Regions from separate parts of the Homo sapiens genome. Here region 1 is linked to region 2. Evidence: chromatin loops called from intact Hi-C (ENCODE). Cell type or tissue: heart left ventricle. All regions are shown on one strand. Links, peaks and the distances in the headings refer to the core of each region. The heading gives the core; the rest is flanking DNA. Region 1 has its middle 240 kb from the start of LINC01648. Region 2 has its middle 50 kb from the start of LINC01648.

Region 1 (9,016 bases), core at 444-8,443, 290 kb after region 2:
ATAACAGGGACCAGGAGTTGTGTTAATTTGCTCAAGCAATGAATCCACATCTAGTACAGCAGCTGCAATTGGAGTCACCACTTGGTTAAGCTTATAATAATCCACTGTTTTTCTCCAAGATCCATCTGTCTTCTGCACAGGCCAAATGGGAGAGTTGAATGGGGATGTGGTGGGAATTACCACCCCCGCGTCTTTCAAGTCTTTGATGGTGGCACTCATATCCACATTCCCTCCAGGGATGCGATATTGTTTTTGATTTACTATTTTTCTAGGTAGAGGCAGTTCGAATGGCTTCCATTTGGCCTTTCCCACCATAATAGCCCTCACCCTACCAGTCAGGGAGCCAATGTGGGGGTTCTGCCAGCTGCTAAGTATGTCTATGCCAATTATGCATTCTGACACTGGGGAAATGACTGCAAGATGAGTCAGGGGACCCACTGGACCCACTCTAAGTCGGACCTGAGCTAAAACTCCATTAACTAGCTGACCTCCATAAGCCCCTACTCTAACTGGAGGACTGCAATGATGTTTTGGGTCCCCTGGAATCAATGTCAGCTCAGAGCCAGTGTCCAGTAGTCCCTGAAATGTCTGATCATTTCCCTTTGCCCAATGCACAGTTACCCTGGTAAAAGGCTGGAGGTCACCTTGGGGAACAATGGGGGAAAGACTCACTGCATAAATTGTTGGTAATGTAGTGGGGTCCTTCCTCAAGGGGACCTGGCCTTCCCTCATTCAAGAGGTTTTGGGTCCATAAACTGGCTCAAGTCTGGAAATTGATCGAGGGAACATGATTCTCTGTTTTTATAATTAAAATTAGTCTTTTGTCCGTTCGACCTAGAAGTTTTCTCCTTATAAAAATTAAGTAGGAATGCAGTAGGCTTCGTATCAATTTCACTTCTAGGAACATCACGACTAATTAGCCAGTGCCAGAGTTCTACATGAGTCAGACTATTCTGATTGCTGCTTTGTCTCTGCTGTCCATTATGGTAGCTATGTCCACCTTGCCTTTGACATAGCTACCATACCTGAGTGCCACCACTTGGCCCCTGCTACCTGGGGATCCAATTATTCCCATTGTATTTAAATTTTGTAGTTGAGTGACTGTGGTTCCCACTGTTAGATCTGACATACAGAGAACAGCAATTACAGGGCTCTTTAAAGATGCAAGTGCTGCCCTCACAAATCTGTTTCACAAGGCATTGGTCAAGAATATATCTTCTCAACCCTCCCAGCTGGGATGAGTAGGTCTAAAGTGACTAATCCACTCCACCATCCCACTCTCCCTAAGCCTTTGGATACCTTCCTCTACATCAAACCAAGGGAGATCAGGCATTTCCAACTTGCTCACAGTGGGCCATCTTTTAATCCATATTTCAGCTAACCAAACAAATAAACTATTGGAACCTTTTTAACTCCCTGAGCTGCAACATTAAAAGCAGAGTCCCCACTTAGTGGGCCCAAATCAATAAATTCAGCCTGATCCAACTCTATGTTCCTTTCACCATTATCCCATACCCTTAATATTCATTCCCATGCCTGTTCTCCAGATTTCTCTTTATATGGAGGACTCAAGCAGTTCTTTTTTAATGTGATGCACCTCCTCATGGGTCACACTCTCAAACTCACCTCCAGGGGCCCACAGAGACTTTAGTCTAGTTATAGGTCTAGAAGCAAACGGGGGCATTGGAGGTCGATCCTGAGGAGAATCAACATTATTTTGCCTGGCAACTGCCTCAGGGGAGGCCATCACTGTTGCCTCAGGCAGCACAGCATTTATCTCCTCAGACAAAGGTGGAAAGGCTGATGGCAGCATGGGTCGGGGAGGGGATGTTGCCACTACTGGGGATGGGGAAGCTGTTCCTTCTGGCAAAAAAAGGTTCATCAGAGTGTGCAAACTCAGTGTCCCCAGCTTCTTCAGAGTCCTCCCACATCCCCATTCCAAGCTGCAGAGTCCCATTCTCTTCCAATCAGTGCCTTCTCTTTAGCAGTAGACACCTCCTGAGGCTGTGCATGCACCTTTCATGCAGGTCAGCCACTCTCATGATAAGAGTTTGTGTCTGTTTCTCCACAATTTCAGCTCTTTCTCTGCAGGAGATGAGACTCTCACTCAGGGCAATCTTAGCAGATTTGAGGCTCAGTGTCTGCCTCTGAAGCCTGGAGAACGGAATCCCTGAGTTCATCATTTTCTTTCCTCACTTCATCTACTGAACTTAGGGGCAACCAACCAGCTTCATTATGTTCCTTGGTTCTCCAAATATGGTCAAAAGTATTATGTATAGAGTCACTAAACTCCTTGCCTCTCACGAGCAGTGAATCAGGAGTGTCAGATGGATTTATTTTGTGTAACTCTCTAAACAGTTCCTCCCAAGGACTATCAGTGTTCTCCATACTATTAGAAGTAGAGTCCTTAGCATTTTTGAGTCTAATCATCTTAAGTAGCCAACTCCAGAAACCCCAAAGCCAATGAAAAACTCCATCCTTAATATTCTGTTCCTCTAGAACCACTCCTGGTACCAAAATCTGTATTAGTCAGGGTTCTCTAGAGGGACAGAACTAATCGGAGATATATATATACACATATGTATATATATATTTTATATATATACACATATGTATATATATATTTTATATATATACATATATATATTTTATATATATACATATATATATATATATAAAAATTAACTTACATGATCACAAGGTCCCACAATAGGCCGTCTGCAAGCTTGAGGAGCAAGGAGAACCTGTCTAAGTCTCAAAACTGAAGAACTTGGAGTCTGATGTTCGAGGGCAGGAAGCATCTAGCACGGGAGAAAGACGTAGGCTGGGAACCTAGGCCAGTCTCACCTTTTCACGTTTTTCTTCCTGCTGTATATTCGCTGGCAGCTGATTAGATGGTGCCCACCAGATTAAGGGTGGGTCTGCCTTCTGCAGCCCACTGACTCAAATGTTAATCTCCTTTGGCAACACCCTCACAGACACACCCAGGATCAATACTTTGCATCTTCGATCCAATCAAGTTGACACTCAGTATTAACCACCACACAGGGGGACTTGGGGAGAGAAACTAGAGCCTTGGGGGCCTGAGGGAGGGGTGTCCTGGGAGAGAAGGAGGACAGGAGGGAGAGAGGGAGGGAGGTTGGGTTTTGAGCCTCCACTTCCCCCCAGGCCCCATGCCGGTCACTCCACACACTGTCCCATGTGATGCCCACCACACTTACGAAGGTGCAGTTCTACCATCTTGAACACCGGCAGGTACCTGGCCCCATGCTCTGTGCTTCATATGCATGGTCTCATTTCGCAGTCTCAGCATCCATTGGAGAAGGAAGCTTTCTCCGCATTTCCTGGGTGAGCAAACTGAGCCCAGGGAGGTGCAGTCACGTGGCCTCAGCCATGCAGCAGACACACGGTGACTGAGATGGACTCACACTCACTCTTTGGATTAGGGAGCTTCCATTCTCTCCAGGGTGCCTGAGGGGTCTTCCTGGGGATCAGTCCATCAGATTTCAATAAAGACACAGAAACCACACAGTGATCTGAATAGGAGACATTTTCTATACATAATTATTAAACTATGATAGAAGAGTGCCTAAAATGATGTCAGGAAGAATCGGAACAGCACCCTAGGGCTGAAGAAGACAACCTTGGAAGGACCTGCCCCCGAGGCTGGGGTCCTGACTTCGCTGGATGTCTGTGGCTGCAGCCCCTTGAATGGCAGAGAAGGTATTGGGTCCCAGAGGTGCTGGTTCATAGATGCAGGTCAGGCTGGCAGGCAGGAAACACCTCTCTGGGCACAGGAGAGAGAGTGGTGTGCACGTGCAGGTGGAGGTGTGGGCTGGACCACAGCAAGATGGGCACTGGGCTCAGGATGGGCTATGAGGTGGTCGAGGGACCATGCATTCTGGGTGCACAGCTGAGGAAAAGCCCCAGAGGATGTCCCCCCGCGTTCATACCCTAAGAGAAGATGCAACAGGAACAAGAAATTGCACAACAGAGCTCTGTGGACCATGAAAAGGCCCCTTCCTCCACAGTGTCCCTCCGGCGCCCTCTACTGACAAAGCTTGATATCGTGCTTGCTGCAAAGAAGGGCTTAGAGTCCAGTCCATCAAGGAGCAGGCACTCACGGGGAAGTTGGAAGCTGAGAGGCAAGAAGAAACCAGGGCTCTGCAAACTACGGCCACCATTCAGACCTGGCCTGATGTTTGTTTTTCATGGCCTATAAGCTAAGACTGATTCTTTACATCTTTAAATAATTTAAAAAACGAGAAAAATAATCTTTCAAGACATGTTAACGTTATATGACATTTAAACTTCAGTGTTCATTGATACATCTTTAATTGTATCACTTACAATTGTGGAAATTTGTTTTCTCTCTGGTTACATGAATACGGTAGTCCTCCCTTATCTGCAGTTTCATTTTCCAAGGCTCCAGGTGCCTACAGTGCAGTACAAGAAGACAATTTGACAGGGAGGGAGACCACATTCACATAACGTTTACTACAGTGTATTATTATAATTGTCCTATCTTATTGTTGTTAATCTCTTATTGTATCTAAGTTTAAAATTAAACTTGAACATAGGTAGGTATGTATAGGAAAAAACATAGTGTATATAGGGCTCTGTACTATCCACTGTTTGACGCATTCACTGGGGGTCTTGGAATGTAGCCCCCATGGATAAGGGGGAACTATTATACCATACCTATATTATATCCTTGATTTGTCTCTTGGCCCACTTGCCCTAAAATATTTATCACTTTGTACTTTACAGAAAAAGTTTGACAACCGCAATAAATTAAGAACTGGCGGCCAGGCGCAGTGGCTCACGCCTGTAATCCCAGCACTTTGGGAGGCCGAGGCGGGTGGATCACTTAAGGTCAAGAGTTCAAGACCGGCCTGAGCAACATGGTGAAACACTGCTCCTACTAAAAATGCAAAAATTAGCTGGGCGTGGTGGCACGTGCCTGTAATCCCAGCTACTCAGGAGGCTGAGGCAGGAGAATCGCTTGAACCCAGAAGGCGGAGGTTGTAGTGAGCCAGGATCACGCCACTGCACTCCAGCCTGGGCGACAGAGCAAAACTCCATCTCAAAAAAAGAAAAAAAAAAAAAAAAAGAACTGGCTAGGACTCTCTTGATCACCATTACTAGTGCCCCATCACCACCCCTCATAATAGTCAGGTCTTGGCTGCCACCCCCTGACCAGGCAAAGCCTCTAGACAGTTAAAGCTAGGAGACCAAAGAGGAGCCCACTTAGGGACACTCACACAGATCCCTTAGAGTAAGAGATCCAGGAGGCTGTAATCACGCCTGTAATCCCAGCACTTTGGAAGGCCAAGGCAGGCGGATTGCCTGAGCTCAGGAGTTCAAGACCAGCCTGGGCAACATGGTGAAACCCCGTCTCTACTAAAATACAAAAAATTAGCCAGGTGTTGTGGCATGGGTCTGTAATCCCAGCTACTCGGGAGGCTGAGGCACGAGAATCGCTTAAACCCAGGAGATGGAGGTTGCAGTGAGCCGAGATCTTGCCACTGCATTCCAGCCTGGAGGTGGCTGGGTTGGAGAAGGTGTATAATCTCTGAAAAGACAGTCTTCTTTCATAGGATTTGCCCTGTGAGCAAGGTCACTGCTCGCCTCAGAAGCTTTTGGGAGGAGGAGGTTAAAGGGATCCAAAGCTTCTGGCGCTCCTCAAATGGCAGGGATGAAATCAGCTCTCTCTGACCAGGTCTGAGCAGATTGCTAGTGTGAGAGACTGGAGGCCCTCATTTCTGGAGACTCAGACGCCCCGATGCCAGATTGCCCCATACCAGCCCCACACCTGCCATTCCAGCACCCATCCCATTCAAGACACGCCACCTCAAAGCCTAAGACCTTTACACTCATCTTTTCCAGTCTCTGGGGCTCATTTCACAGATGGGGAAACTAAGGCCCAGAAAGGTTCACCAAATACCAGCAAATAAAAAGTGGAAATAGCAGGTAAGTTGGAGTCACAGGACTGGCTTGCAATTCCAACCTAATCTGGAGTGCCTTAAGAAAGTCCTGGACATCTCTGAGTCTCCATTTGGCATCTGTAAAATGTTCAGCCCCCTCCCTGCTCCCTATGCCTAGCCCAATGCCCTGCACCCATCTGTCTGCCTTAGCTACTCTCTGTCTGTAAAACAGGTCTGTAAAATGGATCACTGTGAAGTTTAAAACTTAGACAAGTTTAAGATTAGAAAACCCCTGTAAAGACTCTAGCACATAGTAGGTGCCCTAGAAACAGTAGCTCTATAGAGAACCAAGCCTGTCCTTATCCAAATCCCCAGGGCAGATACATGACAAGATACCTGATGCCAGCTGAGCTCTGGTGGCCAAGACTCCCACCCACAGGGCAGCTCTGAAGAGGAGGTGGTGAGGTCTCAGTTTGCAGGAAGCCCAGGAGCAGCTCCTGTCTCCTCCCTTATTAATTGTACCCATATCTGGAACAGATGGGGAAAGGGTGTCTTTTTTCTCTCTGTTTTTCAAAGAGCTTTGGTTCAGGAGATAACTGTAATTAAAAGAGAAGAAATGCGAAACAATCCTCTTAGACAGACCTCGCCATCTTCCTTCCCTTGTAAATTTATTAATGAACTGTAATTGCAAAGATAAAACCTTTATTGAAACCTGGTACACAGTTCACCATGGGGCAGAAAGATTCCCATTGCAGTCCTAGACCTAAGAGGGAAAGAAGAATATATTAATCGGCTTAGTTCTGTATATCTATACAAAAATGAGAAAAATATATATTGGTGGTATTTGTCAACAGACAGTGTCTGCCCTGGGGAGACACTGGTTTTTCTTCCTTCTGAAGCTTGCTTATAATCTTCTGTTAATCAACCTGGAGATGAAAGGGATTTGGATGTTGAGTTTCCTAAGGACCTGGAGCAGATGTGGGGAGAATTGAGTTCTTGGTGGGAGTCTGGGTTTGAGAGGGATTCCAAGATGATGCTGGCTGCACACCTTGGAGCCTGGTGGGGTAGGACCAATTTCCCCATGCAGGGAAGAAGATCCAAGGGGAAGCTTGCATGGGGCAGGTGTGCAGGCGAGAGCCAGCTTGGCCTTCTGCATAGGTTAGGCTCCCTAGAAGCAGAGCCTGAGATGGGGACTTACGGGGACATGTGAGATTGCAGAGGGCGCACGCTCAGAAGAAGGGGAGTGAGGGAAGTAGCGGAGGGTGGGCAAGAAGCCAGGCCAGGGCATGGACTTGGTCTAGTCTAGCCCTGATCTGGGCCCATGGGGAGCTCTGGAGTGTCCTCTGTGGCACCACATGACTGTCCTGCCTCCTCGAATGAGCCAGACCTTTTGTACCCATGTGTCAGCCAGTGACTGGCTGCAGGTCATCCCAGGGAAAGGTGAGACCTCGCAGGCATTTTTCAGGTGAGTCAGCAGTCAGCTTCCTCAGCTGAGGATGATTCCCCAGAAAAGGGCCCAGCTGGCAGCCCACGCTCTCCACAGCTGAAGGACGTGGGCAGGGCTATAGGGTGGGACCCAATAGCATATATCTCAGGCCCCCTGATTCTGACCCCACCATCGGTAACGCGTGATGGTTCTGCCCCACCCCCAGTGCCACTTCCCTTGGGGACCACTGCTCAGCCCTCTCCCTTCTCCTTGTCCTTGAGGAATCACTCCCCACCCAGGCTCAGGGGAGTACAGAGCCCCAGGCCTGTGGCCAATCAGTCTTGCATTCCCCTGGCATAGGGATTCGTTGAGGTCAGAGATTCGGGTGGCAGCTGAGGGAGGTGCAGGTGCAGATTCTTGGACAGGCGATTTAATGAAGAGTTGTCTCTGGAAAAACTGGAAAGACATGGGAATGTTGAGTCATTTGGGGCTAATACAAATAACACTGCCATTCTTGTGATAGAATTTCTGTGGGTGTCTGTTTCGTTTCTCTAGGGAAAATAGCTGGACCCACCAAGTCACAGATCAGGTATTTGTTTTACTTTTACTTTATCAGAGGCTGCCAAGTTGTTTTCCAAAGTGGCTGGACCTGCCTATATTCCCACCAGCAGGGGAGGGAGTTCCAGCATCTCCACATCCTTCTCAACACTTGGTAAGGCAGGTCACATTAACTTTAGCCATTTTGATGAGAGTATTGCATCTTGTTATGGTTTTATTTTGCACTGATGACTAATAATATTGTCCATTTTGTCACGTTTATTAGCCATGATAAATCTATTGTGAAGTGTCCATGGGTATATGTTGACCATTTTTATTGCACTCTTCACAGGGAGGTCTTGTATATTTTTTTAGTCGAATCTCTTTGTATATATTTTTGGGTTTTGTTATGATAATAAATAGTATTTTTATTTCACTTGCCAATTTTTTTTTGTTGCTAGGACATAAAAATACAGTTGACTTATAAATGGTGAACTTACACACCCCTCGGTTGGCATGAAACCCTGAGTGAACAAGCATGCAAGCATTTATTGAGCTCCCTGAATCAATTTAGTTCTGATGGCACAGGGGATAGGAAAGGATGGAGGCAGAAGGAGGCTTTCCTCATCTGCAAAATGGGAGGAATGCCAATAGTTGACACCACAAAGCAATTAGTGTGTGCACTGTATTAAATGTGTGTGTATATATAGACATATATTTACTATTTTATCCTCAAACAACTCTATGATGGAGGTACTGTCATTACCTCCATTTTGCATGAGGAAACTGAGGCACAGACAGCTTATGTAACTTCATAAAGGTCACCCAGCTGGTAAATGCAGAACTGGATCCAAATCCAGCTGGCTTGCGCTTCAAGTCTGTGTTTCCAGCCCCAACTCCACCCTGTCTCCAGTATGTCCTTGAAGATGACCTTGAAGGTTAATTGATATATGTCCGTAAAGAACTGAGCACAGTCCTGGTACATAGTGCTCAATAAATGCTGGGTAAGGTGTCAGGCACCAGCCTGCACTCTGAGGAAACAGTGGCGGCTGAGCCAGACACACAGCCAACCTTCAATAGGCTTCCAGTCCCATGGGGAGGACAGAGGAGTGAACTGTTGCTTATA
Region 2 (9,016 bases), core at 672-8,671:
AGAGCTTCCTCTGAGTTCCCAAATCTCCCTGTGCCTCCTCTGTCAGCAAGATCATTAAATTTCCCAGTCACTGCCGTTCCATGAGCATGGCTAGCACGATCCCACACTGGGGTCTTTGCACTTGCTGTATCGTCTCCTGGAAGCCCCAGATGTTTGCAGGACCTATGCCCTCCCTCCCTTCAGGTCTCTGCTCAGGTCTCTGCTACAGAGAGGTCTACCGCCACGGAAAGGTCCCAGACCCTCCATCCTCTGCATCCCTTCCCTTCTCCTGCTTTTTCTTCCCTGGAGACCATGCCCTGACAGGTTATGGACTTGCAGGTTTGTTTCTCGTCTGTCTCCCTACTAGACTGGGGATGCCATGAGACAGTGGTGTATATAGTTTGTTATGTTCACAACATAGCCTCTATGCCTAGAAGAGTGCCTGGCGCACAGCCATCCGTGCATTTATTGAATGAAGAATGAATGAATGTTGTTGATTCCACCATGCTGCGATAGCCTATTTCTGCCCCGACCTCCTCCCCATGCCCAACCACACTGTGCGCTCATCCAGGACGTCCAGTCCTTGGTGTCTCTGTACCCTCATCCCCCAGCGCAAGACCAAGCATATTGTGCACATCAGCCAGTGTTTCCGCCAGAGTGAGGGAGCTGATGGATGGATGGACTGGGTGTCTTTCGGAGCCCAGAGTTTAAAAATAAACCTGCTCTTAGCTTTCCCATGTGTCATTTGTAACTTCTCATAAAAGTCCTTGGCAGAGCAGATTTCACTTGCTTGAGGGAGATATTCAGGTTTGAGAAATAGAAAGCTTATAAATAAACACAGCAAATCAAATGAAACCAATGGGCAGCAGCCCCTCGTAGCCCTGGGAATGCAGACATGTTGCAGGGAGAGAGGGATGGAGATTTGGAGGGTTTATCTCCGTACTCACTGAGAGATATCTAGGGCAGCTGAGGGCAGGGACATGGGGAGGCCAGGATTACAGCTGCAGATGGGCTGGGAGTAAGTGGCCCTTCACCTTAGCTCTCAGCCTGCCCTCCACAAACCTGGCCCCAGCCATTTTGGGAGTCAGAGCCCAAGCATGGGACAGAGTTGGGCCTTGGCCGGCCATCGGAGGGCCGGCAGGTGACAAAGTGGGGAAGAAGCAGAGCTCAGCAGACCAACCGCAGCAGCCCCAGGCCCTCCCACCAGCCAGAGCCCCTCCACAGCCACCCCCAGGGGCCTCTCTGGAAGCCACAGACATGGGGGGTGCTGGAGGGGGTGAAGGCAGTCACCACCCCTCAGCCTGATCCTTTCTGTACCCTCTGTCCACTCTCCCAGGAGGCTCACACTGCTGTCCAGAGAGGACACTCACACAAGGTCTCCAGCAGCTTCTCCCTGCATGCCCTCAGGATGCTCCGGCTGCCCCTCCCTTTCTCTGGGGATGCAGCCCTGGAGTCATATGCCCCATGCTGGCCTCTCAGCCTCGAGCCTGCTGCTGCTCCTGCTCCTGCCTTCCCCGCTTCTCCACTCGGGAAATGGCAGCTCCATCCACCTGGCTTCTCAGCCAGAAACCTCGGAGTTGTGTGGACAAATTCCTCATTCCCAGACCCCTACGGTTCCTGCTCTGGTCCAAGCTGCCATCAGCTCCGCCTGGACGTCCCCCTCCATCTCCTCACTGGACCCCTGCTCCCATTCTGACCTCCTGGAAGAGCTAGGGGTCATTTAAACACAACAAATCAGACCAGGCCACTTCCTTGCTTAAAACCCTTCTATGCCCCTCAGGGAGCCTTGAGTCAAGAGGCGCTGCAGGGCTGGGTGCTGCCTCCTCCCCATGCTTGCCCCTCCCCACACATCGCCCCAGGGCTTCTGTAGTCCCTCCAACAAATACACTGCCTCCCACCCAGGGCCTTTGCACAGGCAGTTCCTGCTACCTAGATCACTCTGGTCCCCACTCTTCAGGTAATTCATTTTTTCAGTCCTCAACTTGAATATCAGCTCCTAACATCACCCCCATCTGAGTTAGTCCCCCCATTATCCTCTCAGGTAATCTGTTGCACATGGTGTGTTTGGCTCCATCCCAAGGTAGGCTTATCTGTGTGAATTGTCCTTGGACGGCCACAGTCCCCTCCTGACTCTGAGCCCCCAGCAGTGTAGGCATCTTGACGTAGTTCTTTCTCTTCCCTGCACCCAGTATATGCCTATCGCATAGTAGGTGATCAGTAAATGACCTGGATGAATAAGCGGAATCATCAGAATACAGAGTAAAAAATAAACAGCCTGTGCTCCCTTCAAAGAAAAGAGAAATAACTCAGAGTACTGTTAACTATTTTATTGCTGCAAGAGTTTTATTTTATTGTACTGTATAACTTACACTGCTTTAATCAGAGCTAGTAATCACAACTGTTGTTTCTGGTTCATGCCTCCTTGACTCAGGCCCCAAGGGCAGGAACCATTTCATATTTAAGCAGTGTTAGTTCTGGGACGCCCTCGGGGGAGCACGAGCACGCTCCAGTGTGCAGTTTAATTCTCAGCGATGCTAATTAGATCAAGGAAGCAGCCCGGGTTCAGGGCAGGGCCGCTGGAGGAGACGGTCTCCCTCTAACAAGCCCGAGAAGCCAAACTCCACCTGCCATAGCCCAGCCTGAGTCTGATGGGAGCGTTTCTCCGGTAGACTCTCTGTTCTGGGCACAGTGCCAAGACCTAAGGGCTCTTAAGGGCCTGTGAAAATGTTGAAGGTCTGGGAAAACAATTTATTTGGCTTCAAATTATAAAAGGGAAGCTGTGAAGTCGAAATAGATCAATGTTTAATCAAATGTCTACAAAGTATAACATTATCAAATGGTCACCTTCCTTTCCAACTCAGCTTTTGCATAGTCGCGTATAATCTGTAGTTAATGTGGGCTGTTAGGGCATTTTACTATGTTTGATCTGATGGGGGGAGGAGTTTCTACAAGTGAGAATGCTGGGGCTGGGAAGATCTTAAAGAGCTATGTGTAGGCCAGGCGTAGTGGCTCACGCTTGTAATCTCAGTACTTTGGGAGGCGGAGGCGGGTGGATCACTTGAGGTCAGGAGTTCAAGACCAGCCTGGCCAACATGGTGAAACCTCGTCTCTACTAAAAACACACAAAAAATTAGGTGGGCGTGATGGTACGCGTCTGTAGTCTCAGCTATTGGGGAGGCTGAGGCAGGAGAATGGCTTGAACCCAGGAGGCAGAGGTTGCAGTGAGCCGAGATGGCACCACTGCACTCCAGCCTGGGTGACAGAGCGAGACTCTGTCTCAAAAAAAAAAAAAAAGTGCTATGTGTATATGAGTTGTGTATATGGGTTGTAGAGAGCAGCCTCAGAAGACTGCACGGAGGAGGGAAAACGTGGCTGGAGGGATGAACGGAGAAGGGCATTCCTGGCAGGGAGGCAGCATGTGCAAAGAGGCAGGGCATGGATGGGCCTGGCCTGCAGAAGGAGCAGGGACCAGCCATTGCACCTGCAGCATAAAGTGGGCGGGGCAGGGAGGAGACAAGGCTGTTCTTGCCCTTCTTGAGCCTCTCTCTATCCTGTGCCTTCTTCCCTGTCATTAAAGCCCAGCACCACCTGTGTCCTCACCAAGGCTAGACTTGACTTCCCTGGCCATCACAGAGGCCCCAAGCCTGGCTGGGTCTCTCCACTGGAAGATCTAGTCTGGCCCAGATGCCTAGTCCTGTCACCTCCATTTCTCCTCACATGGCATCATCCCTATTCTAGTCATGATAAAGCACAGATATAGAAAGGAAGGAAGAAAAAAAAATAATCCAAAATCACAAAGCAGACTCCACACTTGCTTTCTGGAGCATTACTGGAAACAAGTCAATTTTCTCTCATTTCTTTCTCTCCAACCCAGTGTTGCAACAGAAACAACGCTCTGGCTCAGTTAAGGGAAAGGTGTATAGTTGCAAGTCTAATTTCGAGATGACACCCATTCTCGGCCCAGCCAAAGAACACCTCTAGGCTGGTGACGAGCTCTTGAAAACCCCTGTCTTCCCAGGGCTCTCAGAGGCAGAGCCTGGGGCTGGATTCTCAACACTATAAAGAGGTAGATTTTGCATCCCACCTTCAGTGCAGATCTGCCAGTGCCTCCACCAGGGGCAGTAGCTGGGCAGTAGTTCCTCTTTCTGGAAATGCCAAAGGCTTCCTGGGGTGAGGATGGAAAAGAGGCAACCTTAGCCAGGCCCGGGGACTCGATGCTGGAGGACAGGCAGCCCCAGACTGCTGATCCAGCCAGCTTGTCCCCAGCTAATGCCCGAGAGCCCAGCATGGGCAAATCATGGCTTTGGGTTAAATGTTGCTTTCTCCAGGCCCTTTGGTTTTTCTTCCAAACTACAAATTGCCTCTGATCCCTGGGGAAATGGGTGGAGGTGCTTTTCTCCTTGGGAGACAGAATCTAAGAAAAATTAAATTGGAAGTTTTGGGGTGGGGGTGGGCCAAGGGTGCTGTGAAAGTAAAGAAAGCTGGCTCTGGAGAGAGGATGCTCTGCCATTCAGTACCTGAGCCATCTTAGACAAGTTATTTAACGTCTCTGTGCCTGTTTCTCCAATCGTGCCTACCTCATGGGGCTGTCATAAAAATTAATTCAGTCAATAGACATAAAGTGCTTGAGAGAGCACCTGGCAGACAGAAAGCCCTTAATAAGTATTAGTGGCTATAATATTAATAGTAATAATAATAATTTGTATGATTGTTGCTATTAGCTTATATTGTATCAGTACTGAATATAGATACAGGGCTAGCAAAAAGCACCCAGAGTCCTTTCCAGTCTGACACCTGATGGTCCCCCAGCCTAACCCCCCCTTTCCCCTCCATTTTCAGCCACACAGGACTCCCCATCTCTGAAAGCCTCTGCTCTTTCCAGCCTCCACGCCTCTGGGCAACTGCCGCCTGCCTGGAATGCCCTTCTCATCGTCTTTCCCCTGCAAACTCTTACTCCACCTAGATGAACCGGCCCAGATGCCACCCACTCTGAAGCCAGTTCAGAGCCCCCTCCCTCACGCTTCTGATAGCCCCCCCGGGGTGCCAGCACCTTCTCTGGGCCCCGCAGGAATTGTCACAGGCCAGTGTCGTAGCTTCAATCACCCAGCGCTAGAACTGTACCCCACTGTCTTTTCATCTCTGGGTGTCTGGTCCCAGGACCCGTTAAGTTCAGGGTGATGTCCCTGAGTGATCATCGATCAAATATTAAGTTGGTGCAAAAGTTATTGCGGTTTTTGCCATAGATGAACAAGCGCGCGGCGCCAGGCTCTCTTAGGCCACCCTAAGCGATTCTCCCCTCACTGCCCTGGCTGAGCCCCCCCTCCCCATGTGTAAGAGGGTGTAGAACCCCCGTGGGACCCCGCCCTCCCAGGACAGCAGAGATCGCTGCATCCTCAGGCCAGCGGCCCCCGGAGCAGGCCGTGAAAGGGAAGGGATTCTGTTATTAAAGTCATCAGTTCTGGCGCCTGGGCCTTGGGGAGCCGAGCTTGGCTGGTAATTAGAGTCGTTAGGGGAGACGGAGCCGGCTGGGGCTTATGCTGGCGTGGACGCAGAGCAGGCAGAGCCCAGGCTGCGAGGCGGGGCGGCCCCCGGGACCTCCGCCACCTCCTCCTGGTGGGGCGCCCCGCACCGGCACCGCTCCCGGCCGCGGCCTGAAGGTGGCGCTGCAGGACCTCACAAGCGCGGCTGGGCGGGGCCGGGAGGAGGTGGGGAGGGGTCTGCAGAGAGAGGGAGGGGAATGGGGAGGGAAGGAGGGAGGGAGAGAAATGGGGGAAGGGGGAGTATAAGCGAAGGAGAGGACAAAAGAGGAGAAGTGAGGGGAGAGGAGGGGGAGAAAGACAGAGAGAGGGGAGAGTGGGTGGCATCTGAGCTGGTTCATCTAGGTGGAGTAAGAGTTAAAGAGGAGAGAGAGAGAGAGAGAGAGGAGGCCAGAGGGAGGGAGGAAGATAGAAGCCTCCTCCCCTCCTCGCTATTCAGGAGGTCTGAGGAGCCCAGATCCTCTTGGAACACCCGCTCCTCCATGCTTACAGAGAGGTCACTTCCTCCCATAGCCCTCCCTATGCCCTCTGTGGTCTGACCCAGGTGGACCCCAGCCCCATCTTTCCACACCTCCCCACCCTCCCCACCCTGCCCTGGCCAAGCAGAACTGCTTGCCGTTTCCAAGGGCACCAGGCTCCCCCTCTCTGCCAGTGCCCTGCCTGTGCTGGGCTGCTGCAGTAACCTTCTCCCCCTGAGCCTCTTCCCCTGGCTCCCCGACTTCTCCTTCAGGTCTCAGCATAGACACCACCTCCTCTCAGAAGTCCTCCCCTTCTCCATGTCCAGGGCCTGGCCTGCCCCTAGCTCCCCAGCCCCTCCCACATCTTCCCCCATCTCAGCACTGGCCAGGCTGGGCTGTGATTGATTCTGTGTCTGTTCCGCCAGCCAGACCGGAGGCTCCCTGAGGACAGGGACACGGCCTTGTCCCTCTCTGCGTCCCCAGGGTGGCCAGCCCAGTGGATGAACAGCCACAAGTGGGCTATAGATGCTGCCTAAGGGATGAATGGATGATCTCGGGAGGGGCTGGGTGTGGGAGATGAGGAAAGAAGGGACATGGAGCAGGAGGGAGAAAACAGCGGAGAGGAGGTTAATTAGGAGAGAGGCCCTAGGACACCCCAGCCACCAGGGTGCAGGGCCTGGGCCCCAGCACCGCGGGATTCCCGCCCTCCCATGGACCTCAGTGATCTTCCTTCTGAGGTCAGTGCCCACCTGGCTCTGGACCCCTCTGACGATCAGGAAGTTCTTCTTCCTCGTGGGAATCAGGGCTGCTTGAGTCACAAGTGACAGAATCTGCTCAGCTGCAGAGAAGAGGGGGTTTGGCATAAGGACCCTGGTCTCTCAGATGCAGCCAGAACTCAGGAGGGACCCGGACCGGAGACAGGAGCACCAGCCAGAATGCAGACTGACTCTCTTCCACCCACCTCATAAGACTTCAGGTCAGGTCTCTACTTTTCCCATTTCTCACGAATCAGAAATGCATGCATCAGTAGTTCACACAACCAGAAGACCCAACCAGGCTCTCTGTCTCAATTTAGAATTGGTAGCACAGGTACTCTGATTGGCCAAGCCTGGGCAGGTATCTTCTCCTGGTCCAATGCACTGATGGGGTGGGGAGCAGGGCAGGGTCACCAAGCAGAAACAGGGTTTTGGGAGGCGGTGCAAAGCACACTGGGAAGTCGGGGCAGGGAAGACCACTGGCATCCTCACCATGACTTTGCCCTCACCATGATGAGTTTGTGCAGTACCTATTCTTTGCCAGACACTCAGAGGGGCCATTTGACATCTCAGGGAAACATCCTCAAACCAGTTCCTGCTTTCCCATTTGACAGATGAGGGCCAGGGGCCCACAGCCCTGTGCTCGTTCCACTTCCCGTGCTCCCACCTTCTGCTCCCTCCTCTGCCACCGCCCTGCTGGATTTTCTTGGCTCCCTGTCCTCTCTGGACCTCAGTCAAATGGGGAGGACGGAGAGAGCTGTGAGGCTCCCTTTCACTCTGGCACTCAGTCTCTCTGCTCCATTTGAAGGCAGCTGCAGACCCGACATATCTTTCATACCCTTCCCTCACCAGGATCCTTTTGCTGTTTGGGGCCCTTGGAGAAGCCCCTGGGTAAATATTAATAGCACAGAGTTGTGTTTATGTTGGAGAAAGAGGGTGAGTCATTTCCTGCTTCTCTCCCAGACTCAGGATTGTAGCTAAGAATATGTCAGATCTTTGGCATGGCTGTGTGAGACCTGGCTCGATGGGGTCTCGCTGGAGTGAAGCCATGGAATGGCTGCCCCACCGACCACCATCCCAAAGCCAGGCCTGGAGGCTTGGGGTCCAGCCCCGGCCCAGCCCTGTCTGTGCTGTGTGGCTGGCTCTGCCTCTCGGGAGGATCATTGCATCTACCCAGCAGGCATAGAGGAAGCAGGCATGTGGAGCCTGGCACACGGAGGGGCCTGGGGATCCTGGTTCTCTTGCTGCTGCCTTCCCCGTGCCCTGCTGATCACACTCATCTGTCTTCCCTTCCCGGTGTGAACTTCTCAAGGACAGGGCGCAGGCCAGGTTTCCCTTGGTGGCCCAGAGCTGGCACAGGGCCTGGAACTTTGGAGGGGCTCTGTCCAGCTCATGTTGACCCCTTCACAGTCCTCAGCACCTTCTGGGGTGCCTCCCAGAGGCCAGGCTTGTGCCTTTTTAATGTGCTTCTAGAGAAGAGCAAGTGAGCCAGAGTAGACAATCAGAAAACAGATCCAAGTCAGACCAAGTGGAGTCCCTTTGCCAGAAATCTGGGACTGAGAGAATCTGGTTCTATCTGGGCTGTTCTGTCAGATGGAGGAGACATTCATGCTCAGGACCTGAAGGCCACTATCTTCTGTCCTGCAGATGGAGAAAGGAGAAGCCGGGTCTGCTGTGTCCTGGGCCTGTCTCCTTCTGAGGCTGGCTGCCTTGTCATCCTGGGGTTCCAGGAGATGTCCCTTGTGTTCTGCTTAAGCCAGTTTGAGTTGCTTCCTATAGCTGCACCACAGCACCAGCTAATCCGCTCACAGAAGGCCTCCATGTGCCAAGCACCAAGCCATTTCACGGCATTACCTTACATAGCCCTCACTTCCGACCTACCAGGTGCACATTATCATTCTCCCATCTCAGTGGGACAAAATCACAAAGTCACAAAGCTGGCACTGGGCGAGTTCAGGTTGATTGCCTGAGGTCCCCTGGAGTAGAACCTGATTTTTCCCCATAGCCCTAGTAGGATCTTCTGCCACCCAGACCTTCTACAATCAAATGGACTGAGCACCCACCAGAGCCCACCAACTCAGGCCTACGTGCTCAGCAGACCTATGGGGAGCTGGGAGCTTAGGGAGTCCCTGGGGCCGCCCTGCAGTGACCAGTCTGGAGCTTGGAGAGGAGATAGCTCGTGGGTGGTGTGGTGGGGTGGGGTGGGGGTCACTGCACACATCACTATCCAAACAGGACAGTCTGGCTCTCCATTCCAATAGTCATTTGAATGATCCGAGGATAATTG

The links. Peaks named below come from ENCODE experiments on the same cell type or tissue, not always from the same donor. Only the 100,000 strongest peaks of a DNase experiment are listed, where the experiment ranks them.
Region 1: it touches region 2 in a loop (6-fold over the local background); 57 of 110 quality-filtered maps call a loop at or near these places.

What each region holds. Positions count from the first base shown.
Region 1 is chr1:29,788,230-29,797,245 of GRCh38, reverse strand. No RefSeq gene overlaps it. Among named protein-coding and RNA genes, the nearest start is that of LINC01648, 240 kb to the left of the region's middle. In heart left ventricle, for the core only: CTCF peaks have their summits at 3,853 and 4,060 (motif pointing left); a DNase peak (open chromatin) is centred at 4,035.
Region 2 is chr1:30,082,746-30,091,761 of GRCh38, reverse strand. No RefSeq gene overlaps it. Among named protein-coding and RNA genes, the nearest start is that of LINC01648, 50 kb to the right of the region's middle. In heart left ventricle, for the core only: CTCF peaks have their summits at 4,091 and 5,606 (motif pointing right); a DNase peak (open chromatin) is centred at 5,631; H3K4me3 peaks cover 372 bases; H3K27ac peaks cover 2,158 bases; H3K27me3 peaks cover 1,440 bases.